Linked DNA regions of Mus musculus: regions 1 and 2 are each linked to region 3. The links are chromatin loops, found by intact Hi-C in ENCODE. Cell type or tissue: heart. All regions are shown on one strand. Each heading gives the region's core, and the rest is flanking DNA. Links, peaks and the distances in the headings are about the cores only.

What was found. Hi-C counts contacts between places; a loop is a spot of excess contacts. Peaks named below come from ENCODE experiments on the same cell type or tissue, not always from the same donor. Only the 100,000 strongest peaks of a DNase experiment are listed, where the experiment ranks them.
Region 1: a loop joins it to region 3, with 2.6 times the contacts of the local background. A loop is called at or near these places in 6 of 42 quality-filtered maps.
Region 2: it touches region 3 in a loop (2.6-fold over the local background); 4 of 42 quality-filtered maps call a loop at or near these places.

The regions. Positions count from the first base shown.
Region 1 is chr8:70,582,369-70,587,368 of GRCm38, forward strand. It overlaps Ell (elongation factor RNA polymerase II), which reads left to right. Exons shown (of 12, transcript NM_007924.2): 6 at 1,504-1,628; 7 at 2,789-2,867; 8 at 3,186-3,660. Among named protein-coding and RNA genes, the nearest start is that of Isyna1, 9.6 kb to the right of the region's middle. In heart, for the core only: a CTCF peak has its summit at 3,109; DNase peaks (open chromatin) are centred at 1,534, 1,883, 2,441, 3,123 and 1 weaker place; H3K27ac peaks cover 716 bases.
Region 2 is chr8:70,435,797-70,443,152 of GRCm38, forward strand. It overlaps Crtc1 (CREB regulated transcription coactivator 1), which reads right to left and starts at 3,777. Exons shown (of 14, transcript NM_001004062.2): 1 at 3,637-3,777. The coding sequence starts at 3,762. In heart, for the core only: a CTCF peak has its summit at 3,543; a DNase peak (open chromatin) is centred at 3,865; H3K4me3 peaks cover 1,631 bases; H3K27ac peaks cover 2,233 bases.
Region 3 is chr8:70,379,410-70,386,765 of GRCm38, forward strand. Comp (cartilage oligomeric matrix protein) reads left to right here. Exons shown (of 19, transcript NM_016685.2): 14 at 1-163; 15 at 272-320; 16 at 696-892; 17 at 1,836-2,008; 18 at 2,263-2,402; 19 at 2,477-2,657. The coding sequence ends at 2,523. Crtc1 (CREB regulated transcription coactivator 1) reads right to left here. Exons shown (of 14, transcript NM_001004062.2): 14 at 2,949-6,926. The coding sequence ends at 6,715. Among named protein-coding and RNA genes, the nearest start is that of Gm51533, 8.2 kb to the left of the region's middle. In heart, for the core only: no CTCF peak of the experiment used is centred there; DNase peaks (open chromatin) are centred at 3,776 and 4,052; H3K27me3 peaks cover 1,904 bases.

The sequences.
Region 1 (5,000 bases), core at 1-5,000, 200 kb after region 3:
TCAAGGCCAGCCTGTCTACCTAGTGAGTTTCAGAACAGCTAGAGCTACTCAGGGAAAGCCTGTCTCAAAAATAAATAAAATGTCAGCGCCAGCCAGGCTTTGGGGACAGTATAAAGGTGGATTGGGGTGGCCTGGCCCCTGTGCTCTGGTGACAACATAATATCAAGTCTCAGAGAAAGCTCTGGAATCAGGAAAGACCATGGTCAGCCTCTGCCTCAGCCAATGGAGTGCATGCATGCAGTATGCAATGGCTCCAGAGGCATCTGAGGCTCTATGCAGCTCCCATGGCCTCTGATCAGCCATGCCAGGTCTGACCTTGGCAACCTGGTACTCTTGAGTGTGTGATGCATCTTGTGAGGGGCAGCAGTACCCCACAGATTTTGAAAATGGGCCTATCTTGGGCAGGGGTCACAACCTGGTCAGGTCTTTTGCAGTCTCCACAGGTCATCAGAGTCCCTGAGCATCTGTAGGGAGGAGCCATAGCCTTTCAAGACTATGCCTTTAGTGTAGGCAGGGTAGCCCAGGGTATTGGATGTATCAGGGGAGCTGAAAGCCTGTCCTAGGATGGGATACCTTAGGTAGTGCTGGTCAGTGGGACCACATACCATCGTGGAGGATCCTGCGTATGGGAATGAGTGCTCCTGCTTGGAGTAGCTGTGAGTGAAAGGCATGGCAGCACACCATTTAAATCTTAGTGCTCAATCAGGAAGAGACTCTGCTGCCAGCTTGGCATGCTGGCATACCTGTGGTCTCAGCATCCTCAGACAAGAAATTCTGAGCCCAAGGTCAGCCTGAGCTATAAGGCAAGACCATGTCTTCAAAGCCCATTAAATATATAACTCATTCCTCTCAGATCTTTTGTTTTGTTTGTTTTTCGAGACAGGGTTTCTCTGTATAGCCCCGGCTGTCCTGGAACTCACTGTGTAGACCAGGCTGGCCTCGAACTCAGAAATCCACCTATCTCTGCCTCCCAAGTGCTGGGATTAAAGGTGTGCGCCACCACTGCCCGGCTCCTCTCAGTCCTTACTGAGGTTGTGGACTCGGCATGGTTGAGTGGCTGATACAGGTTGTGGACTCGGCATGGTTGAGTGGCTGATACAGGTTGTGGACTCGGCATGGTTGAGTGGCTGATATGTGCATATATTGCACTTGGCACCTAGCAAGGCCAGCACAGACACAGCCTTGGTCCCTTCAAGGCCTCTCATCAGATTCTTTGAGCCTGAGAGAAAGCCTGAGATGAAGTAGTTGTGGCAGGGAGAGAGGATTGGCTAGTGGCCACCATCTGAAGGGTGGGGCTTGTGGGGGCTGTGGGCATATTGATGACATACTGTGCCTCATCAAGATTGTCTGGGCCTGCAGCAGCTCATGCGCAGGGGACCCGAGGTGGTGTGACATGGCTCCAGAGCTGCCACCACCCTGTGCTCCCCAAGCACTCACACCCCCACTCCCACCCCTGCTGCCTTGGCAAGCAGTGACAGTCATTGAGAACTGGATGTGTTGCAGGTGGCCAGTGTGAACCCCAAGGATGGCACGTGCACGCTGCAGGACTGCATGTACAAAAGCCTGCAGAAGGACTGGCCCGGCTACTCTGAGGGGGACCGGCAGCTGCTGAAGCGCATGCTCATGCGGTAAGGCACGCACTGGCCTCAGCCTGCCAGACGGCTCACAGTTATGGCTGTCCCCAGCCAACTGTGCATCTCCTCTGTGCCAGGGTGTCCTGTCCATGTCCCCATGGCTTCCCACGAGCCTCTGGTGTCCACAGAGTGTGAGGTAGACTCCAAGGGAGCAGCACAGTAATTGCCCACTCCCCCTGGGTGCTGGTGCTGTGAGCAGAGCTGCTCGCCGAGATTGCTAGTGATTCCTCAAGTTCAGTTGGCACCACCGAGTTCTGGGCTCATCTCCAACCTGTGCCTAGGCCAGAGCCTGGGGGTTCCACGTGCTTGGAGGTGGAGAGGGCACATGATGGCAAGAGCCTAGGCGCTCGCTGCCTGGCACAGGCTCCTGGGCACTACAGCCAGCTTACTTGCTTTTCTCTTTCTTTTTCCCTGACAGTCCCTGATAGGGTTTCTCTGTGTAGCCCTGGCTGTCCTAGAACTCATTTTGTTAACCAGGCTAGCCTCTAACTCAGAGATCAGCCTGCCTCTGCCTCCTGAGTACTAGGATTAAAGGTGTGTGTCACCATGCCTGGCTTCTTTTTTTTTTTTTGGGTCAGTGTCTTGTCTTACAGAGACAGTACAGGCCTTAACTCCTGCCCATCTTCTGTCTCCACCTTCCAGTAGTGCTGGGCTGACAAGTGTGTGCCCATTGTCAGGGTCACCTATACCCAAGTGCTGGAGGTGTCCACATAAGGCCTGTCACTGCTCCACAAGCACGGGTGTACAGGGCCAGCATGCCTGGGCTAGTTACCACCACTGATGCCGTGACCCGTTATGAGTGATGAGCCATTGGGTACTCGGGGCCAGATCAGGGTGGGAGGAAGGGACCACACACAAGGTCACCACTGACACACAGAATGGCCTTGTGCTGGTGGAGTCCTGATGTGCTGTAGGCAAGGTATGTGTTCATATTTGACCTGCAATTCTCCCTCTCATTGGCAAGCCCAGGCACTAGCTGCCTGCGCCTCAGCATGGCAGAGTGGGAGTCCTCTCTGAGCACCACATGGGCTCTGCTTAGCAGCTGCCCTGTGTACAACACAGCTTGGGTTCTGAGAACCTGGCCCTCTCTGTGCAGACATAGTCCCGGGGCACAGTGGCAGTGCCACCATAGTGCCTCTACCACTCCTCTGCAGGAAGCTGTGTCAGCCACAGAATGCCACTACAGACTCCAGCCCGCCCCGAGAGCATGGACGCTCTGCCTCACCCTCTCAGGTACTTGCCTGGGGGGGTGGTTGAGTGTGGGGTCCTCACTGGTACACCACAGCCCTTTGTAACCAGTGTCCACTGCCTGAGCCACGCTCTTTGGGGGGACTTGCTGTCTTTGGGGCTGGGAGTGTCTTTCTGAGGCGTGTGCCTCAGGCACCTTCACTGCCCAGTCAGGGCCTTCTTTTCTTCTCTGTCTGGGTGCTGCTTCTCTTGTATGTGTGGCCAGCTGTGTGCCGGCGCCCCTGTGTGGCCACAGCAGGCCCTGCAGGTGGCTACTAGTTCCCACATACTTCTCTGCTCAGCCTAGTCCCCATGGCTTTTCAGAAACGGCCTACAGACTTCATTGACCCCCTGGCCAGCAAGAAGCCCCGGATCTCACATTTCACACAGCGAGCACAACCCACCCTCAATGGCAAACTGGGTGCCCCCAATGGCCATGAGACACTGCTGCCTGCTCCAGGACCCACCCCATCAGACACCCTCAGCTCTAGCCATCTGCCCCCACGGCTGGAGCCCCCAAGGACCCACGACCCCCTAGCTGATGTCAGTAATGACCTAGGTCACAGTACCCAGGACTACAAGCACCAGGAAGCCACCCCAGCTCCAGCACCCCATCTTGGTCTTCCCCTGCTGACGGACTTTCCTCAGGCTGAGCAACCTACTAGCTCCTCACACACCCACAGCCGACCCAAGAAGAAGTCCAAGAAGCACAAAGACAAGGAGCGGCCCCCTGAAGAAAGGCCCCCCGCCCCACAGCCTGATGCACCTACTGCCCCTGCACTACCGCCAGATGCCCCAGGTGAGTGCCACTTGGTTGTTTCCTCTAATATGTGGGATGTGAGACCACTACTGGGGTCAGGACTTGGGGCCACCATGGCAGGCCACCAGCCTACTACTCAGTGCTTGGGGCTAGGAGCTGAAACACTCAGATAGGTAACATGGAATGCAGCGCTTTCAGGGAGTACTGAGATGCCCTGAGCCAGAGAGGCAGAGGGAGAGTAAAGAGAACAGCTGTATGCAGGGATATATCCAGGCCAAGGCACAGGTAGGTACACTGAGCCCAGGGAGCAAAGGTTTCTGGGACCGGAGGACACTGAGAAATGAGACATCTATCTCTGTGGCTCCTCACACAGCAGGACGCGTGAGGTACCCTGTGATCAGAAGGCCTTGAGAACAATCCTCTGTCCATAGTATAGTGAGAGCATGGATCTGGTGTCGCAACCCTGTGCTTGCTATGCCCTTTAGTCCTAATCTCTTGACACCTATCTTAGTTAGGATGTTACTGCTGTGAACAGATGCCATGACCAAGGCAACTCTTAAAAAGGACAGTATTTAATTGAGGCTGGCTTACAGGTTCAGAGGTTCAGTCTATTATATTCAATGCAGGAACATGGCAGCATCTAGGCAGGCATAGTGCAGAAGAAACTGAGAGTTCTACATCTTCATCTGAAGGCTGCTAGCAGAATACTGACTTCCTGGTAGCTAGGATGAGAGTCTTAAGCCCACTCACCAGGGCCAAGCATATAAGAACCATCACATTCCACTCCCAGGCCCCCATAGGCATGTTTAAATACATGAGTCTATGGGGGCCATTCCTAAACATAGCACAATAAAAAAGTACATTTAGTCCAACTTCAAAAGTCCCCATAGTCTATAGCAGTCTCAACAATGTTAAAAGTCAAGCTGGAGAGGTGGCTCAGTGGTTAAGAGCACTGACTGCTCTTCCAGGGTCCTGAGTTCAATTCCCAGCAACATGATGGCTCACAACCATCTATAATGGGATCTGATGCCCTCTTCTGATGTGTCTGAAGACAGTGACAGTGTACTCACATATGTAAAATAAATAAATCTTTTTAACAAGAAAAGTTCAAAGTCTCTTCTGAGCTCCATCCAATCACATAACTGTAATCCCTGAATTAAGACAGGAAACCAGATGGACAAACTCCAAACTCTGCATCTCCATGTCTGATGTCAAAGCAGTCTTCAGATCTCCAACTCCTTTTCATCTTTGTTGACTGCAACAAACTTCCTTCTCCTGGGCTGGTCCCACTCCCTGTTAGCAGTTTTCCTCAGCAGATAGCCCACGGCTCTGACATCTCGAAAATCTTGGGCTCTCCAAGGCAGCTTCAGTGTTACAGC
Region 2 (7,356 bases), core at 1,039-6,038, 56 kb after region 3:
CAGGGCTAGCCTGCACTACTGATTCTGTAAGAGAGGGCCTCAAATACTTGGCCTCTAGGATCTTCACGCTTCAACCTCCCAAGCATCTGGGACAACACACAGGTGCCACCACACCTAATAAATAAGGATGCTCTATGGCCCAGCTCCTGTAGTCCAAGATACTGAGTATCAGCCACATCAGGAACCCAGTGTTTCAAGCCAATGGCCAACAAGTGACACATATGCTACTCCCACCAGCAAGGCCATCCCACCCTCCTTCCTTCTATGTCTAGAAAGTTCTGCTAAGAAGAAACTCCAGACGGCCCACTGCTCAGGCTAGCCCTCTCATCTGCACCCCCACATGGCCCCAGTACAGTCTCCAATGGCCCTGCTGTCATTCCATGTGGCATAGACACCCGTGTTTAGGGTACTGTCCCCAAGGGGCTGAGAGGAGAGGATCCCACATGTCCAGCAGACAGAATGATCTGGCGCCACCAGGCCATCTGACACCTCAAAGGGGACGAAGTGACAGAGGGACAGGCACAAGCTGGTGGACCCAAGATGTGCGATAACCATTAAGGGGGTCATCAAGATGACTCAGCAGGTAGAGGGTGAAGGAAGGGGCTTGCTGCCAAGCCTGGTGACCCACCTGTGACCTCTGGGACCCACATGGTGGGAAGTGACCATTCCTACAAAGTTACCATAGCACAGGCATAATTCTCAGCATCAATCAAAATGTAGTCACTTAAAGAAAAAAAGAAACATTCAATAGGTAAATTTTATTATGCTTTTACTTTTGTGTGCGCCCATGAATGTGCATGTGTGTGTACATGTGTGTAGAGACAGTCCAAGCTCAACCATGTGTGTGCATGTGTGTAGAGACAGTCTGATCTCAGGCACTGTTCTTTAGGAGCCTTCACCTTGCTTATTTTTCAAGATAGGCTTTCTCTATGTAGCCCAGGCTATCCTGAAACACCCTGGGTAGACAAGGCTGGCCTCAAACTCACACAGACCCACCTGCCTCTGCTTCCCGAGTGCTAGGATCAAAGATATGCAACTACCATCATGCCTGGCCAATTTTAATTTTTACATTATGGCTAGTGTGTGTAGCTGCATGTGAGTTCAGGTGCCCTTGGAGCTGGAGTCACTGGCAGTGGTAACCTGTCTGCTGTGGATGATAGGAAATGAACTTGAGCCCTCAGCCAGTGCAGTTACCACTGAGCATCTTCCCAGCCCACTGAGTGGCTAGCAAGGCTGGGGTGGACAGGGCCTGGAGATCATCCTGGCTCAAGTGAACGTTCGGTCCTTGGGCTTTTTGACATGCACTTCACCTTACCACACCATGACCGTAGCAGGCCCCCACTTTTTTTTAATTGCCTTGCTTTACAGCCTAAGCTAGCTTTAAAGACCTCAAACTCACAGTGATCCTACTGCCTCAACCTTCAGACTGCCGAGAGACAAGCATGTGCTACCATATTATATATATTTTGAACTCAAGCTATTCATGGGACACTGTACATACAGAAACCAGAGGACAAGTTTCAGGGGTCAGTTCTCTCCTACCAAATGGGTCCCAAAGACTGAACTCAGGTCCTTGGGTTTGGCAGAAAGCACCTTTATCCAGCGTTTATCATCTACCTTTATCACCAACCTGCCTCGTTCTTAATAAGAAATGGGGCATGGGCAAATGCTACATGGATGGTTTGAGCATGGAGACCAACTCCACTAAGACAGAGAGGGCTGTGATCCCAGAACAGCCGTAAGCATAGGGAGGGGATGTGGCTAGGCTGCCTGAGGGGCCAATCTCCTCTAGGGCAATGAAACAGTTCTGGAAGAGGGTGGTATAGGTTATATGATTCAAAGAAGCTGGTGAGCGCCACTGGTCACACACACAGACCTTCCTTCTCAACTACATTCCAATCAGGCTGTTCCATCCTTGCAGAACCTCTAAGGGCTCAGGAAGTGCAGGCAGGAGCATCCAAAGGCATCCTCAGCTCCTCAGTGAGATCAAGGCTCATCTGTGCTACACGAGGCCTTGCCTCAGTCACCTCCTCCACATCATTCACTCTCAATCCCAGGAAGAAACCAGATGTCCATCAAAACGTCAACTATGAAACTCTTTGTTCTGGTTACACTGCAAACATTTGACACCAACTGTATGCAGACACCTACTATGTGCTAGAAACAAGAAGCAAACTCAACTGCCCTGTAAGTAACACAGGGATGGTAACACTTTTTGTTTGTTTTGGTTTGGCTTTTGGAGACAGGATTTCTCTGTGTAGCTCCTGCTGCCCTGGAACTCACTCTGTAGACCAGGCTGGCCTTGGACTCAGAGATCATCCTGCCTCTGCCTCCCGAGTGCTGGGATTAGTTGTGCACCACCATCTCCACCCGGCAGATGATACACTGTTTATTTGTTCATTCATTGCCCTTTCTCAATGCCTTTCTCAATACACTGAGGGAGAACATGCCCCCCTTCACCCCCCTCCCCCGCCCCGAGGGCTTTGGGGACAGAGTCTGATTGAAAGTGAGAAAACCACCACATTCAATCACTCACTTTCGCCTACGATGCCACAATCTTGGAGAAACAAGCAACTGACTATAAGATTACCTGACCCAAAGGTGCCCACTGATGAATCCAAGCCTCATGTAAGTACCCCTGGCAGGTCACATGGGACTCAGAACCCAGGTCTGAGGGTGTGCAGAACATGCCACACACCAGCATCACCTCCTTCACCCTTGAGGAAAGTCTGATGACACACACTTGACATGGAAGGATAAGGCTCCGCATCCACTCCACTTGGCCAAGAACCTAGCAAGGCCAGCTATGCCTGTCAAATGGCCCAGCCACCCAGTCTGTTGGCAGCTGTTCCCTGTCATGCATGGGAACCAAGCAGCCACCTCTATGCTGACTCCAAACATGGAGGAGGGATATCCTCAGCTATCCAGGAGGGATAACATCTCCTTCACGGCAGAAGTAGGAGTACCAAGGAAGGCACAGGTGACAATGATACAGTATCACCTCCTCCTCAGGTGCCAATGGAGTGACAACTGTGCCCTCAAATAACGATGAAAGGACCCCTTTCCTTTAGGTAACAATGAAGGGTGACAACCGTCCACTCAGGTAGCATTAATGGAGACCTGTCCACTCAAGTAGCATAAAGGGTGACAACTATCCCCTCAAGGTAGCAACAATGGGGCCACTTATCCACACAGATAACACTAAGGGAACAACTCTCCCTGAAGGTAGCAAAGATGGTGGCACCTATCCCACCAGGTAGCAATGAAGGGTGACACCTGCCCCACCAGGTAGCAATGAAGGGTGACACCTGCCCCCTCAGGTAGCAATGATGGAGTCGTAGGTCCTACGAGGTAGCAATGATGCAGTCCCTGTACCATCAGGTAGCAATCAGGGGGGTGACACGTGTCCATTCTGATAGCTATGATGATGGCACATGTCCCCTCAGACAACAATAATAGATGACACCAGTCCACTCAGGTAGCTGCGATGGGACCACCTGTCAAGTCCAAAGAGCAATCTCGCGAGCAGCCGCTCAGCGCTGTGGCGGCGTGGGGACACCTGCGGCGGCCGCAGCCCCGCCCCCGCGTCTCTTCCTCCTCCCCTCCCTCCTCCCCTCCCCTCCCCCGCGCTCTCACCCGCGCGGCCCGCGTCAGGCTCAGGTCCTTCATGACCTCCTCGAAGGCCGCCGTCTCCTCCGCCTGCTTCTGGTTGTGCAGTGCGATCTTCTCGCTAAATTTCCGCGGATTGTTCGAAGTCGCCATCTTCTCGCCGCCTCCTCCTACTCCTACTCCTCCTCCACCTCCTGGCCCCCCCCACTCTCGGGAGCCACCGCGCAGGCGCCGGCCGGGCCCACGGCCGGAGAGAACGCGCAGGCGCAAGCACGGCCCAGAGCGTGGCGCCGGCGCGCGGGAGAGGCGTGTGGCGTTGGGGTGAACACGCCTGCGCGTGCCTGGGCAACGCGTCGGGAGCCTGGGAGGGGCGTGCCTACGCAGGCGCACTGCAGTGCGCGTGGTTCGCTGGACAGCGGTCCGGGTCCTGTCCCATCAGCGAGGGACTTGAGTGGCAGAGGACACGGCAGAACTGATGCCTGCATTCACTGGACTCCAGCATTCGCTGAGGACTTGTTGGCGCGCCTGCTGTATTCCAGGGCACAGGCATGAACAGAGTGGGCCCTGGGCTACACAGCCGGGGAAGGGAGCAGACTTCCTACCAGGAATTGAGCAGGGGTCCCAAAGTACAGTTCCTGGGCAGAGCCTGACTTGGCACACAGAAGCCGGGGTTCGGTCCCCAGCAATACACACACACACACACACACACACACACACACACACACACACACACACCACACTTATAATAAAGTTTCAAATGGGAGAAATGTGCTGCGCCTTCTAAGAAAAAAGACAGTACTGGCCATGATGGTACGACCAGCTGGAGCCAAGGGGATGGGGAATTCAAGCCACCCTTACCTGTAGAGTGAGTTCAAACCAGCCTGTGACACAGGACACGGAGAAAAAAAGACAAATGGGGGGGGGCTCTCTGGAAAGATGGAAAGATTGCTCAGAGACTAAGGGCACCTGCTGTCCTCGAGAAAGACCTGACTTTGTGATCCCATGGAATAGCTCATATGCCCTTGCAACTAAGGTTCTAGAAATCCAACGCCCTCTTCTGGCCTTGGCAAGAAGTTAAATATACACATAGCATGTGCACACACACACACACACACACACACACACACACACAGAGATACATAGATAAATGTTTTAAATTTAAAAATATTGCCAGGCAGTGGTGGCACACACCTTTAATCCCAGTATTCAGGAGGCAGAGGCAGGCAGACTTCTGAGTTCCAGGCCAGCCTAGTCTACAGAGTGAGTTCCAGGACAGCCAGGACTACAGAGAAACCCTGTCTTGAAAAAAAAGAAAGAAAGAAAAATTAGAGAGCTAAGGTCAGGCATAGTGGCACGTGCCTTTAATCCCAGCAGAGGCAGGCAGTTCTCTTTGAGTTCAAGGCCAGCCTGGTCTACAAAGCGATTACCCAGTCAGGGCTACACAGAGAAACCCTGCCTCAGAAAAAAAAAAAAGAAAAGAAAAGCAAGCAATAAATAAATAAAAACAAATAGAGCTAGAGAGAAGGCTCCGTTATGCTAGCATTTGCTGTACAGGCACACACATTAAAGTTTGGCGTGGCCATTGAGTGCTGCAGATAGGGGACTGGCCAATCACTCTACTGAAAGGGGAGCCTCACGTTCCATTCAGTGGGATGCTCTGCTTCACATGAAGAAGTAGAAGGGATCAGAAAAAGGCACACATGTCTGTGGCACACATGCACACACACACACATGCTGTGCTGAAGGAGACTGTATGAAACCCAGACCACACAGAGGAAAACAGAGCCTCAAGGTGGTAAGACTTTGAACTGTGTGAAGCTGGAGACACAGGCCTTTCCGCTACTGGGGCCATTGTGTCCTTCCAAATTTACTTAGGTCCATCTTTCCTACCTGGCAATGCCTGAGACCACCATCTCTGCCAGGAAGAGGGGAGATGGGACACACTTCTGTCTACCAGCTAGTTCTCACTATTGTCCTGAGAGGTCAAAGGCACAGACAAAGCCTACAGCTGCCTGGAAGGGGGACCCCTGGCTATAATTGGGCTCTGACTGTGATCCTGGCTGTCTCCCATGGCTTTAGAAGGCTTTAGTGAAATTAATGTGCATTGATAAACACCAGCTGTCTCTGCCATTTACTCTGGTCTGAAGGGAACCCATCACAGACACAGGAGAACAGAGCAGACATGGGCTGGGAGGGAGTAGAGGTCAGCAGGTAACCACCTGGGGGCTGTGTCCTCACTCCATTCACCCCACAGCCTTGGCTGTAACTTATCAGTCCTATCCCCCAGAGTGGTGGAACAATGGCCTGACGACGACTGGATCCATTGGTCACTGCCTCCCAGGATGGATGAGGGAGATATGGAGAGAATCATACACCCAGGTGTCCCCCTCCCTTATTTCCTCACACTTGTCATGCCAGCATTGGGGAAACTGAGGCAGAAGGATTGAACGTTCCCAGGCAGGGTCTGGAGAGATGGCTCAGTAGGAAGTGTGGTAGTCTGAATACAAATGGCTCCTGTAGGGGCTGGAGAGATGGTTAAGATGGAGCAGTGGTTAAGAGCACTCACTGCTCTTCCAGAGGTCCTGAGTTCAAATCGCAGCAACCACATGGTGGCTCACAACCATCTGTAACAAGACCTGATTCCGTCTCTGGTGTCTGAAGACAGCTACAGTGTACTTACATATAATAAATAAAATAAATCTTTAAAAAAAAAAAACAACCAAATGGCTCCTGTAGGCACATATTAACAGGTAGTGGCACTACTTAGGCAGGACTGGGAGATGTGGCCTTGTTAGAGTATCACTAAGGGTGGCTTTGGGGTTTCAAACACTCAAGCCAGGCCCAGTGTCTTTCTTCCTGCTGTCTATGGATCAATGTAGAACTCCCAGCTCCTTCTCCAGCACCATGTCTGCCTGCATGCTGTCATGCTCCCACCATGACGATCATGGACTAAACCTTTGAAACTGTAAGCCAGCCCTAATTAAATGTTTTCTTTGTAAGAGTTGCCTCTTCACAGCAATAGAACAGTGACTAAGGCAGTTGGTAATTGGGTTTGAATCTCATCTTCCACACAGCAGCTCATAACCATTTGCAGCTGCAGCTCTAGTTACAGAGGATCCAACACCCTCTTCTTCTCCCTATTCTTCTTCCTCTTCTTCTTCTCCAGCCCCAACACCCTCTTCTGGCCTCCTTGTTCACTGTACTCACAAAGGCGTACAGAAACAAATAAGTTTAGTTAACTTTAGTTGCATGTGTGATGTACATGTGCATGTGTTCATGTGTGGGTGTGAATGGGTGTGTGCAGTGCAAACTTCTGGTTTCTTTGGAAAGTCAGTTATGTCAAATGATGGTTTGCTGGGACACACAGGTGAAAGGATGTTTTGCTGGGGCAGACACATGAAAGAATGCTTTCCTGAAGCAGACACAGGAGAAAGGATGTTTTCCTATAGCAAACATAAGAAAGGAAACATGAGCCGGGCGTGGTGGCGCACGCCTTTAATCCCAGCACTTGGGAGGCAGAGGCAGGCAGATTTCTGAGTTCGAGGCCAGCCTGGTCTACAAAGTGAGCTCCAGGACAGCCAGAGCTATAAAGAGAAACCCTGTCTCCAAAAAACAAAAACAAAAACAAAAACAAAAAAAAAAAGAAAGAAAGGAAACATGATGCTAAAAAGGAAATATATAACCCAACAGATGGTGGATGATGCTGTATGGTATTGGTATGCCTTGCCATTCCGTACCAGTCATTGT
Region 3 (7,356 bases), core at 1,345-6,344:
CGCGTGTCAGGGTGACTTCGATGCTGACAAGGTTATAGACAAGATCGATGTGTGCCCCGAGAACGCCGAGGTCACCCTCACCGACTTCAGGGCCTTCCAGACGGTTGTGTTGGACCCCGAGGGTGATGCGCAGATCGATCCCAACTGGGTGGTGCTCAATCAGGTGTGGCTAGGGCTGGGGTAGCGGTCTAGGGGGGGCCCAGGTGCCGCCTCAGCAAGACCTCCACCACTCGGCGCTGGCCTGAGCCCCTTGTTCTTCTGACCTCACCAGGGAATGGAGATCGTTCAGACCATGAACAGTGACCCTGGCCTGGCTGTGGGTGAGGCGGGGCAGGGCTATGGGGCGTGATCACGGAGGGCTTGGCCACTCTAATCATGGGAAGAGTAGGGCTAAGGGGGTTAGGACAAATGGCAGTTTGTATTGAGTGGTCATAGGTGGGTGGGTCATAGGCCATGGAGAGACGGGGCTGGTTGGTCAGGATCTAGGAAGGGCTGGGTGGGGCCTTTGGGGCATTGCTGTGGGACGTGTGACCCCTGAGAGCTAGGGATTGGAAGTGTCTGAGGATGTGGCCAATGCTATGTTGGGGTGTGGCCTTGTTTGGAGAAGCAGGTCTTGTTTGGAGGGTCAGGGCCTGACTCTGAGGTGTCCAGAGCAAGCATGCTTCTGGAGACCCCCTTCCTCTCCCCTCCTACAGGTTACACAGCCTTCAACGGCGTGGACTTCGAGGGCACATTCCATGTAAACACCGCCACTGATGATGACTATGCTGGTTTCATCTTCGGCTACCAAGACAGCTCCAGTTTCTACGTAGTCATGTGGAAACAGATGGAGCAGACGTACTGGCAGGCCAATCCCTTCCGGGCTGTGGCTGAGCCAGGGATTCAGCTCAAGGTGCTGGCTGGGCTGTGCCCACACACATTATATACTCCTCAGCCTTCACCGCCAATGCCTTCGTAGCCCTCCAGCATTGTCCCATGCCCCTCAAAGTTGTCACCACTCCTCATTCTCGTGCCCAGCCCCCACCCTCCCACCACCATTGCCACGGGGTTAAATCCTCTCAGACCCATAAATACCTTCTCTGGAGGGTCAGAGAAGACACTGCCTTGTTACAGTGCTTGGGGCACACTCAAGGGAACTGGAGTTTGGACCCCCCTGAACCCACCTAAATGCTGGGTATGGATGGTGATCCACCTGTAATTCCAGCCTTGAAAGGTAGAAACAGGATCCCTAGATATACTAGCCACACTGGGAAACCCCAGGCCTTATGGAACAGGATAGAAAAGCTACTTAAGGATGACTCCGACAGCTTCTGCCCTTCGTGCACATGTGCATGCACCCACACAGGTTCAGAAACGTGCATACTCAGAGAGAAAAAAATTGAAGATAGACCCTGTCTCAAAAAAAAAAAAAAAAAAAAGAAAAGAAAAAAGAAAAGAAAAGAAAAGAAAAAAAAAGGGGGGGGGAACTACTCCTTGGGATCATCACATGTCCCTTTGGGCTCCCAAGCCTGTCACAGAGCCCTAGATTTCCCTGGACACCCCAGATCCTCCTATAAACACCTCACAACAGGTCCCCAGGTCTGTAGACCCCAGTTTATCCCAGCAGGCTGCTGCCTCCTAATAAGGAGCCAGGCCCTCTAGATCCCCTAAGGTATCCCTGTATTTGTATTTCCAGAATTCACACAGACTCCTGGCTCCACTACCCACAGTGGTCCAGCCAAGAGCTCTCACTTGCCCTCTTGAAGCAAGGACCTTCCCTATACTCCAACCACTCATAACTCCCACCTGATCTACCAGACAGGGCTCTGATCTGTTTCCTCTCCTGCCTGTGGCAGGCTGTCAAGTCCTCTACAGGTCCCGGGGAACAGCTCCGAAACGCACTGTGGCACACGGGGGACACAGCATCCCAGGTGCGGCTGCTGTGGAAGGATCCTCGAAACGTGGGCTGGAAGGATAAAACATCCTACCGCTGGTTCCTGCAGCACCGGCCTCAAGTTGGCTACATCAGGTGGGCACGGCCCTGCTGCTGCTGAGCTGTGCTTTGCTGCTGCTCCAGGAGAAACGGGCTCCGTTTACAGTACATCATGGTCTTACGGGGAGATGCCAGAACCCCAATACCTCCTATGTACAGGGCACCTGACATACATTCTCACAGAGGGAAACTGAGGCAGGGGCCCCAACACCAGCCCTTATTTTGAGTGGGAACTAAAGATGAAGGGGGTGGCAAGCAGGGAACCCAACCTCAATAGTCCTTTATCACAGGGTGCGGTTCTATGAGGGTCCTGAGCTAGTAGCTGACAGCAATGTGGTGTTGGACACGGCCATGCGTGGTGGCCGCCTGGGTGTCTTCTGCTTCTCCCAAGAGAACATCATCTGGGCTAACCTGCGCTACCGTTGCAATGGTGAGCGAGGGGCCAGCAGGCTGGACCCAAAAGGCTCCAGAAACCTCTCTCACCTGTTGCCTTCCAATCTGCAGATACAATCCCTGAGGACTACGAGAGTCACCGGCTGCAGAGAGTCTAGGGACCAGTGGGGTCCCGCTGCCTGATGGACTGTGGTGGCACAAGCTACGGGTGTGTGTGTGGGGGGGTCTGGCATCCCTCTGAAGGGGTGTCTGGCCTGGGGAGGAGAGGCAAATAAAGTACGTATGTGGGGGACTGGCTGGCTTTGGTCGCTGCTAAAGGGGCACTTTGTGGAGGGGCCTCCAGGAGGCCCTAGGGTCTGTACTCTAGTCACTGAGACTGTCAGGGGCATGCAATTCACTACAGGTGGTGACAGCCCTGGAATATTCTAAGGTAAGAGCAGATGGCTGCCTCCAAGTTTGAGGAACCCCAGTCACTGAATGGCTCAGTGGAAGGTGTTCAAGGGGCTCACACCTATGTGGGGCTCAGCCACAGGAAGATGAGGTAACCTGGAGGGAGATTGGAAAAAGAGGAAGAGGCCCAGACGAAAACATTGGGTTTTTATTACATTTCATTACAAAGGGCGCAAAAATACAAAGAAGCGTCTGCGCCAGAAGGTGGGGCGGGCGGCCGTGCGTGCCCTGAGCAACCTGACCCCCAACTGCGGTGCCCATGCGCACGATCCACAGACATCCGCAGCGGAGTGCGCATGCCGGGGGCAGAGCCAGCCTGGGCACGGGGAGGGGAATGTGGAACCAGCCATTTGCATATATCAAAGGGGCACCCCAGCCCATGGCGTCCTTTTTCCAACTAAGGGGTGAGATGGGGCCTGAGAAACAGGAGCCTGGCCTCTGGAGTTATGGCCACAGCCCTGTCCTCATGTCCCCCTGTGACCAGAAGTGCTGGGTTGGATTAGGCTAGGCCTTACCCCATGTGATGGATCCCTAGCCCCAAGGAAAGGCTGAGTGCAGAAGGGACTGCTGGTCCCATTGTGGGGGTTCTGCTGCTATCCCTACCCTGACCAGGAGGTTGGGCCCCTGAGCCCAGCAGGGTTGAGAAAGAGGAAAACTGAGGTTCAGGGCACCCCATGGCCTTGGGAGTACCCCAGCACCCAGGCTCGAGAGGATACAAGTCCCTCCATCTTCTGCCCTGACAGGGAGATGTGGCTATGACCAATGGGTGGCAGGCATTTGTGCCACACTGAGGGCCATGCCTGAGACAGAAATGATCAGGGTCGCCAAATCACCCACCAGATCCCTGAAGGAAGAGGCCCCCTGGGAGCCAAGGTGGAAGGGGTATAAAAAGGACCAGGTACCACCACACCAGAGGCAGACCACATGGGGTAGACTGCGCCACGGTGTCCTCACCTGGACAGCTCTGAGGGACAGCAGCCAGACCTAGGGCACAACTCTACAACCCCATGCCTGTGCACACAGCTGCATCAAGACCCTGATACCAGCAGCCCTCTCAACCTGTGCTAAATCTCTGCAAAATAAAAAACCCCAGGCCCACTGTGAGAAGAACGGCAGCTGACACTGGTGCAGGTTTGCTGTCCCCATGCCTTTTGCCCGTTCTTGTCCTGACCGGAGTGCCAGGACTCTTGACATCAAGCCCAGTGTGATAGCTGTCAGCCATCCTTGGGTGCTGTGCAGTAGCACATGGGTTTCACTAGGGGGCCCCCCTGTGTAAGAGTCTTCCAAAGAGTTGAAGGCTAGGCTAAGTACCAGTGGACTTCCCAGAGCCACACTGGATAGTGTTGCAGGAAGGGGATATGACAGGGCCTTGGGTCAAGGGGACAAGCCATTTCTTAGGATATAGAAAGGGGCTGGGTCCAGCTGCATTGTTGTTCTGTGGGGCTTTGGGTAGATTGCCAAGGTTAACTGAGGCAGCTGGGCATAGAGTTATCAAGATGCCCCAGTCCTGTTTCTGAGTCAGGGAAGTGGGCTGGACAGCCACATGGCTGAGGAGGGGCTTGGCTGAAGCTGGTGACACATGGGTAAGGTGGAGGGGAAAAAACCAGGCCTGGCTCACGCATCTGACCTCTCAAGGGCCAGGTGTCTAAGCCTGTCCTGAGAGAGCATGAATGTGGGCAGAGGGTCTATGTACACATTGCAAGGTGGCTGCTCCCAGCACAGTTCAATGGGTCACAGTATCTGCATGTCACCAGCTGAGGCCCCCACGGCCTTGAGCTATCATCTTGGGATGTCTTGGCAATACAGGGGTATTATCGGACAGGTGACCTATATCTAGAAAACAAAGACACCTCCCAGGAGTCCCCCTGACAGCAGCTAGGCCCAGGGGAGGGGAGGGTGACCCCTTTGGGAACATGCATGCACCCGAGTGCTGGCTCCTGGCTGGGCCAGAGAGCTCATGAGATGCTCACAGCTGCCTGGGGCGCTGAGGCAGGGACGTGTCACCTCATCATAGGACTTGGCAATGAACTGGTCACATTAATACAGCTACATGCACTCTTGGCTTCAGGGCACTGAAAGCCAGGCCACCAGCTTAGGAGGGCCATGGGCTGTATCTGTCCTGCCCTGGCTCACTGAGAACTCAGACAGCCAGTGAGTAACTGGACTCCAGGTACCCTGTCAGCCTCTCGGCCCTGTTGAGGCCGTTTGCTCAGACTTCTACAGCTGGAAGAGAGTCCCACCCCACTTCTGTGTGCTTTCCAGCTCGCCAGTGCTGGGGTGACAGACGCGTGCCACCACATACGTTTGATGATGATGGTGATGGTGATGATAAAGTTCCCACTATTCCCTTCAAGTCCGCACCGTGGTGACAGAAAGGCCTGAGACCTGGACAGGTGACTTGGACAAAGCAATGCTGTGTCTTCAGACCCAGGGGAAGGGGAATAGCAATGAAAGGGTGGCAGCTTTCTCATGCAGGCGGCTGCCTAGGTGCTTGGGGAGAGACACACACAGCTTGTGTGCTCCCCAAACCCCCAGCATGGGCAGTGGGCAACGGCACAGAGAAACAGTGAAGCCGCGGCCCGGGCCTACGGAGCAGAGGCAGAGGGCATGTCAAGCTATGACCTAGGGTGGTGGGGATCAGAACTTCCAGGCCAAAGGTGACCCCGGTCCACAGCCCCCACTTAGCCACTGCTAAGGCCTGGCAGACGCCTTAAAGATCCTCAGAGAGAGAGGGTTCTCAGGAGGCTCCAGTGAAAGTAAAGGCTGTTCCCAGGATATGTTCTGCGGTTCTACAGACACGCCCAGCCACCAGGACCCTGCATCCAGCCCCATCCTTGCCCACCCAGCTCTCTGGAGTTGAGACTAAATGCCAGTACGCCCAGGTCCAGGGTGAGCAGCCCAGGTGCCCCAGCTTGCAAGTGCTCCAGGCTAGTATTCCAGTTAACTTTTAAAAAGGTAAAGGAGGGACTGGGGGATAGTTAACACATGCTGCCAGGCAAGTCTGGGGGGGGGGGGTCAGCTACCAAATGCCAACAGAAACGGAAGGAAAAGCAGAACCACCAGGGCTGCTGCCTCCCGAGCCCCAGATCCTAAACAGCAGGAGGGACAGGTCACGAGGCTGGAAGAGTGAGGAGAATGTGCAGGTGGCCCGTGACCCTCCATCCCAGTGCCACCATACTGACCTTTGTCCAACAGGGGGCAAGGATGGTGAGAATGAGCCAAGGAGGGGCACTGGCTGCTTCAGTGGCTCTGTCCATACCACATTCGGCCATAGGTCGATTGTCACGCTGCAAGAGCGCTCAGGAATATAAAAGGCAGCCATCCAAACAGTGTTTATTCTGGTCCAGGTCGGCCCCGTCACTCTGCTGTCTTTGCCCTGGGCTCGGTGGGCATGCATGACCTGACCAGGGCTGGGGATGGCGGTGGGGAGGGGGGCAGGATGGAGGAAGGCAGTGACAGCTGACAACAGTCGAATGGATGGCGCACCTAAGCCTCTGGGCGCTCCACACCCACGCCCCGGCCCTCCTTGCACAGCACATCTGGAAGTGAGTGACACTTTGGGTATCTGATGAGGGCTCTCACATCCCCAGTGAGGGGTGAGGGAGCGAGCACGGGGAACATCCATGGGGGCCAGGCACTCACAGCCTCGGCCATCAGCCTGACCCCAGGTAGATGGATGGACAGACAGATAGCCAGCCTAGTACACAGCGGCCTCACACACGCCAGGCATCATGGGAGGTGAACGACCGGGGTGGCGGGGGGCTGGCAGGGGCACTGGGCAGCATTGCAAGCTCAGAACCACAAGCTTGGCCGTTGGCAAAGGGGGACGCCATTGCCGTCCCCAGGTTTGGGGCAGCGCCGTTGGAGACTGACCAGCGGCGGCTGGTGGGCACAGCCACTCACAGGCGGTCCATTCGGAAGGTGTCCTCGGTGGCTGGGTCGGCTAAAACCATGTCTGGGTCATTCAACATATGGAGTCCGTCCAGGGTCAGAGGGTCAATCTTCAGCTCGTCCAGTGGAAACTGATGGTCTGAATCAAAGCTGACATCACTGACTCCTGCCAGTGTGCTGCTCAGTTCCTTAGAGAGGCTCGGTGGTGACTCTCCTGTCACTGTTGGGTGGGGACAAATGACATGGCTCAACCTTGGCTCCAGGGAAGCAGACACCGGGCCATTTACTTCCCACCAGTATGAGAAGCAGAAGTGGAGGGGGCAGCTCACCCCAGGGATTGTTCTGCAGGGCGAACATCACAATATCTAGGGTGTTCTGTGTACTGTGGTGGGGTAGACACTGGCACTGGGTGGCGTGAGCCAGGGACATGGCTCAGCAGTCTACAGAGCATGAGCTGGTCCCAGCACTGAGGGCAGAGACCTGCAAAGCCACATGCTTGGTAGCAGATGGCAGTGTGACCTGCAGGACATACTCTGACCCAGAGTCTGAGGTGCACAGATGGGTCATACTGTCAGGGAGGTGCCTAACAGGTGCCCAGGTCTAGAAATGAGACTTAGCCATTCCATCTAGTTTAGTGGGTCTGTCAGATT